Regions from separate parts of the Mus musculus genome. Here region 1 is linked to region 2. The links are chromatin loops, found by intact Hi-C in ENCODE. Cell type or tissue: left cerebral cortex. All regions are shown on one strand. Links, peaks and the distances in the headings refer to the core of each region. The heading gives the core; the rest is flanking DNA.

Evidence for each region. Peaks named below come from ENCODE experiments on the same cell type or tissue, not always from the same donor. Only the 100,000 strongest peaks of a DNase experiment are listed, where the experiment ranks them.
Region 1: it touches region 2 in a loop (2.3-fold over the local background); 1 of 42 quality-filtered maps calls a loop at or near these places.

Annotation. Positions count from the first base shown.
Region 1 is chr9:66,588,398-66,591,317 of GRCm38, reverse strand. The region is part of intron 1 of Usp3 (ubiquitin specific peptidase 3); the gene reads left to right. Among named protein-coding and RNA genes, the nearest start is that of Usp3, 3.3 kb to the left of the region's middle. In left cerebral cortex, for the core only: no CTCF peak of the experiment used is centred there; a DNase peak (open chromatin) is centred at 1,113.
Region 2 is chr9:66,793,144-66,796,063 of GRCm38, reverse strand. Aph1b (aph1 homolog B, gamma secretase subunit) reads left to right here and starts at 641. Exons shown (of 6, transcript NM_177583.4): 1 at 641-811; 2 at 1,824-1,994. The coding sequence starts at 699. In left cerebral cortex, for the core only: no CTCF peak of the experiment used is centred there; DNase peaks (open chromatin) are centred at 252, 515, 1,306 and 1,773; H3K4me3 peaks cover 2,500 bases; H3K27ac peaks cover 1,068 bases.

The sequences.
Region 1 (2,920 bases), core at 99-2,598, 200 kb after region 2:
TCTTACCTGTAAATACATCTTCAACAGTGAGTCTTGAGCTTGGAACATAACACTACCAACAACAGGCCAGTCCATGTGGTCTGTTAGTTCATTAGCTGTAGCTGTGGGGCTATAGTTGAATTTTCTCAAGAGAGATTTGTCACACACACACACACACACACACACACCCTCTCACTAGGAAAAGCTTACACCTCACAAGGAATGGGGCACTTCTTGTTCATCTGTAGTCAACTACAGGGATTCCGAGATGGGTGTATCAATACAAGCCTAATTTTTTTTCTATGTAAAATTATATCAAACTTAGAAATGGCTTCACTGTGCACATGCATCTAAAAAAATTATGCAAGTGGCAGGTATCCTGTTGTGAGTCAGTCTTGCCTCCATCAGTTAGGGAGTCCACTTTGGGGAAAAGAGACAGCAAATGAAGCCCCTCTTGAGGAATTCAGCACATTAAAATGGAGCATAACTGGGAGACTTGTGCTGAAAACAAGAACAAATTAGTAATGGAAGGGTGATTTCTTTACAACGTGCAGTAAATGGTTGCCTCTGACCCTGTTTTGGAAGGATGGGTCTAATCACTTGCATTTATAGTACTAATAAAGCTAGTTTCACAACTCAGTGGGTGTTTTTTTTTTTTTTTTTCTATCTCAGGCTTATTTCATAATGGCCTCCTATTTTAACCTGTTGGCATCCCTTCATTGGTACAATCAAATATTATTGTATAAAGCTTGATCTTGTTCTTGCCTGTCTGTAGTTTCAGTAATTAAATGATTGGTAAATCTGTGATCCCTTAACCAACTAACTCATCATCTTGGAGTGTTATGTATTCTGGCTTTTATTTTTCTTCAACAATCCTGTATGTATGTAGGTAGGTATGTATGTATGTGTGTATTATTTTTGGTAGGAGATTAAAAGGGTAGCCAGTGTGTTGAAGTAATGCTCTGACTGGTATTGAGTGTCATACACTCTTACTGAGGAGGGAGAAAATCCCTGTTTTGGCACCTAGACAATAAAAGTAATGCCCCTGCCTTATTTTCATTGGGAGTATGCAAATATACCCCAGTGAAACAGCCAGGCAGATTGCAAAAGACCAGCAGCACAGACTCTAGCAGGCACCACCTCTGTGGACCAGCACTCCCGATTCCTTGAGTGTGAGTTTCAATATGTCATCCGGAGAAAGAACAGTGCTTTGGATTTACTCACAGGTCTCTGTTAGGATGAGCAAGATTGTGTGTGAAAGTCTGAGAAACTACTGCTTTCTTGTGTCTAAGTAATTTAATGGTATCACAGACTAGTACATTTTTATAAATAGGACTCTGAAAATTAAATGTCTAAGCCTATTAAATGGAGCTCAAACACATTGACTATATGATGAATTGTTTTACAAGGAGATACAGAACTCAGCAAGATTAGGGGGTAAGAGTAATGATATTTCAGAACTAACTAGAGCTACTTAGCTGTGGAGGGCATTGTGTGTTATGTAATTGTATGCTACAGATTTCATACAACTTCTATTTGTAAAACCTCTTTATAATCTGAACATTTTTCAGAATCCTGGGTATTTGTGTGACTTATATCTATTAATATATTAGAAGTTAAAACTAAATATTTACTGATTTAATTATGAGTAACAATAATAAATCTAATACTTATAAACAGAAATAATTTATGTGAAAAAATTTCAGAATTGGTCTTGAACTCACATTCACCTGCCTCAACTTCCTGAGTTCTGGGATTAAAGGTGTTTGCCACCACCACCACCACCACCACAGTCATGTTTTTTGTAAAGACATCTGGATTGTCACATCTGCTTCTCATTGCAGTCTCTTCAGATATCAAACTTCACATATTATGTTGAAAACTCCATTTTATGCTCTTGAGAGATCAAAAGGAAACATTCAAGTAAACTAGAGCCAGTAGTAGTGGCAGATGCCTTTAGTCTCAGCACTTGGGAGGCAGAGGCAAGCGAATCTCTGGAATTCTAGGCTGGTCTGGTCTACAGAGCAAGTTCCAGGATAGCAAAGCTACACAGTGAAACTCTGTATTGAAAAACAAAAACCCAAACAGAACAACAACAAAACCAAAACAAAGTAATATAGTTGTATCTTTTTCTTTCTACCGATCTTAGTATCATTCATGGAAATACCTTTGACCTTCTGGATCCACTGAAAAGGGACCCCTGAAGTCTGACTGAAGGTTAAAGATCCTACTTTGAGATCTCATAGGCAGAATGGTTAGGGACACCTGCACTTTCAAACTCACATTATAAAATTAGAGAAATTCATGAAGCTGGCAGTAGGTATTCATTTGTAAATACTTGAAGTTTGAAACACATTAGCTGAGAAACAGATCATGGGGTCTAGTGGTCCCTTGCTCTCAAAGAAGTCTATTCTAGTTGGAGAATCAGGAAACTCCCGTTTAGAAAATAAATCCATGTCATAGTTTAAGGTAAATGTTGGAAATCGGGATCTCCTAATAAGATGAAAGCTGATTGATGCCTGCCTGATTGTGGCTTAGAGCACTCTAGTTTTAAATTACAAAAGTTTACATGAAAACTGGGCCAGTCTCTCAAGCCTTGTGTTCTATGCATACACCAGATGTTATTTTCAGGGCTGGAGGCTTGGCATTTTTGTAGGTAGAAAGTTTAACTAGTGGCAAAAGACAGGGATAAAACATGAAGTATTTAAAAAATATATCCTAAACAGTTCTGTTTTTAAACAAAAGAAAGACAAGTTCCTAGAGTTTAGGGGCTTAAAGTGCTGTTGATTTGGAGCTATGTTATAGTTGGGAAGTCATGAAATTTCTCCCTGATTAATTGCTTAAAGAGTTGAAAGAGCCTCTAAATTTCCAGTACACTCACCCCTAAATCACTCTATTCAAGAAAAAGGAATGATTGGATTGATCTGCAGTTTGTGTTTGG
Region 2 (2,920 bases), core at 251-2,750:
CCTCGGAGCCCCGCCCACTACATTACCAGGTCTCCAGAACTTCGGCTCGCTTTGGCTGGAGTAGGGCGGCACTCTGAGCTTGCTCTGGCTGGAGTAGGGCGGCGCTCTGAGCTCGCTCTGCAGGCGCTGACAGGTCTGGGAGCGACTCAAAGCCCCGCCTCCCAGGCTCCGACCTGGCTCCGGTTTGACTGGGCGTGGGACTCCTCCAGGCTCTCCGCCTTCCGACCTCCGTTCCCTGTTCTGACAGGATCTGTGCTCCGAAGCCACGCCCCTCCTCTGCCCTCGGAGCACCTCGAGTCCCCTGCCGAGCTCCGCCCAGCAACCCGCTTTTACAGGCCAAGGAGCAGCTCAGGCCCCAACTCCCGAACCCTGCCTTGTCCCGTGTGACTAGAGGACCTCGAGGTCCTGCATGCCAACCCTCGCTCTGCCGTCCACTCTGATAGGCTATGGAACTCTTCCAGGCCTGGCCTCCCGAAGCTCCCTCCTGTTGCCTCTTTGACTAGGGCACCGAAGGCTCCGCCTCTCGAGCCCCGTCCCGCCCTCGGCATCTCCAGACCCCGCCTCACGGGCTCCGCCTCGTCCACTGCTCTGACGGAGCACCGGAGCCTCGCCACCCAGCCCCGCCCCGTATCCAGGACCCGCTGTCCATTGGGCACTGCAGGGCCCTCGGGCCCCCGCGACTGGCTCCCGAGGTCGTCATGACGGCTGCGGTGTTCTTTGGTTGCGCCTTCATCGCCTTCGGGCCCGCGCTCGCTCTTTATGTCTTCACCATCGCCACCGACCCTTTGCGAGTCATCTTCCTCATCGCCGGGTGAGGCTGCGCTGTGTCCCGGACGCCGCGGGTTCCCTCCCTCTCCTGGGTTCCCACGACCCCGGGATCCCCATCTCCCAGGGGCTCCAGCTTGTGGTGCGGTCCAGGGCTGGAACTGTTCCTGGGAGGGTCTGAGAAGAGCAGGCCCGTAGGCTAAGCAGGCGCCCCTTGGCTTCTGTTGGCTGAGTGTGGGAACAAGCAGATAGATTCCTGCATGAAGCCTTTGTCTTTCTGTAGGAATCTCTCATTTCCCTCAGTGCTGAGCAGCATCGAAGAGTCGTTATCACTACTCTCTGCCATTAAAGTCACCTGGAGATCAGATGTTTATTCCCTGCCCCCCACCCTCACATCAATCCTCGGACTCAGAATGTCTGTGCAGACTATTCAGGCTCAGATTTTCTTTGTAGACTCCTGGGTAATGGTTTGGGTGCAGTCAAGGAGGAAAGTTCGAGAAAACACAGTAACAACTGACCAGGCGGCATGTCCTCCTGGGAGCTTGGTAAATACCGGAACTCTGCTGGTGAACGTGGTCTTGGTCTCGCTGCACCTGCCCGAAGTTTGCAGCTTCTGAACTTTCCATTATATTAATGCAGGCGTTAGGTATTCATTTTCTTTTAGAAAAAGACACTTGACAATATCTAACCATTAAACTTATATTTTCTGGTGAATTTTGAGGATATGAAATTTGCAACTGTCACTGGTTGTATATTTCTATAGCACACAAAGCATCTCTTAGGAAAAATAGTCAGCAACCAAGTGCCTCTTAGTCCTTGACAGATAGTGCCCTAGCGTGCACGCGACAGGGTCACTGAATCGTTCTTGTTAAGCACATCTGACGTTCCTCTTGGACTATTTGTCTCACTAGGAGAAAAAAAAAATTCTGATCTAAAACATCACTTTGTGAGGATTGTTTACTAAAAATGATTTGTAGCTCAAGCAGGTTTGATTTAAAGTCATTATTAAGCCTGTGCTTCTGTTAACTTGTGATTTTTTTTTTCCTTCTACGTTCCAGTGCTTTCTTCTGGTTGGTGTCTCTCCTGCTGTCATCCGTTTTTTGGTTCCTAGTGAGAGTCATTACTGACAACAGAGATGGACCAGTACAGAATTACCTGCTCATCTTCGGAGTGTTGCTCTCTGTCTGTATCCAAGAGCTGTTCAGGCTCGCATATTATAAGCTGTTAAAGTAAGTTAAGTGTTTGTTTTATTTTCCCAGTTAGACTTGAATTACGATTTAGTGATTGCTACAATTTTAGCCTGAAAATATTGAATATTTAAATTTACAATCCGGTTTGCCTGCCCTCCTGCTCCTCCTTATCTTTCTCTCTTCATTCTTCCCAAAAGTGTTTCTTCAAAAATTTCCCAATGCCAGACACTTTGTAGAAGCTGAGGTACAAAGGTGGGTTAAGAGACAGAAGCTCTGGCCTGGTAGAATTTATAATGAGAGGAAACAGGCAAGATATGAATGAACAAAAAGAAATCCACTATTGAAGAAAAATAACCCAGGGAAATAATTACTGAAACAATAAAGAGCCTTTCCACTTGAACTTCATGCTTCCCTCCTACCACCTCAAATAAATTATTCTTATGGAAATTATGCCTTCCATTATTTTAACTGTTAGTGGGAAACAAAGGCTCACTTAAAAATATTTTCTATAGTTTCAAGTCTGCAAATGAAAGATACATTTAACAAAAAACCAAGCCATGAGCTCTCTTTTTGGGGTTAGGATGTAAGTATTTAAATTGATTTCTTATGCTATGCTTTATTTATGCATTTATTTATTTACCTAGAACACAACTGTCATTGCCTAACACTTATCTTCTGTAACTGCTGTGTTGTCTAAAATTGCTGTATGATACCTGAAATATATGGATAGTTTAAAGCTTGGATTGAAAATTTTGCAACCTTATTCAGTTTTTATATAACATTGATACAGTAACTATTTTGTCATAAAAAGCTAAGATAATCACAGCTACAGGGTTTTTGTGAGTTTGCTTGCTTGCTTTATCTCCCTACCCCCATGCCCTCCACACCAGAGTCTTTGTGGAAGCTAGAGGAGAGCTCTGCCACTGACCTATACCCTTGGCCCTACTATAGGGTTTTGTTTGTTT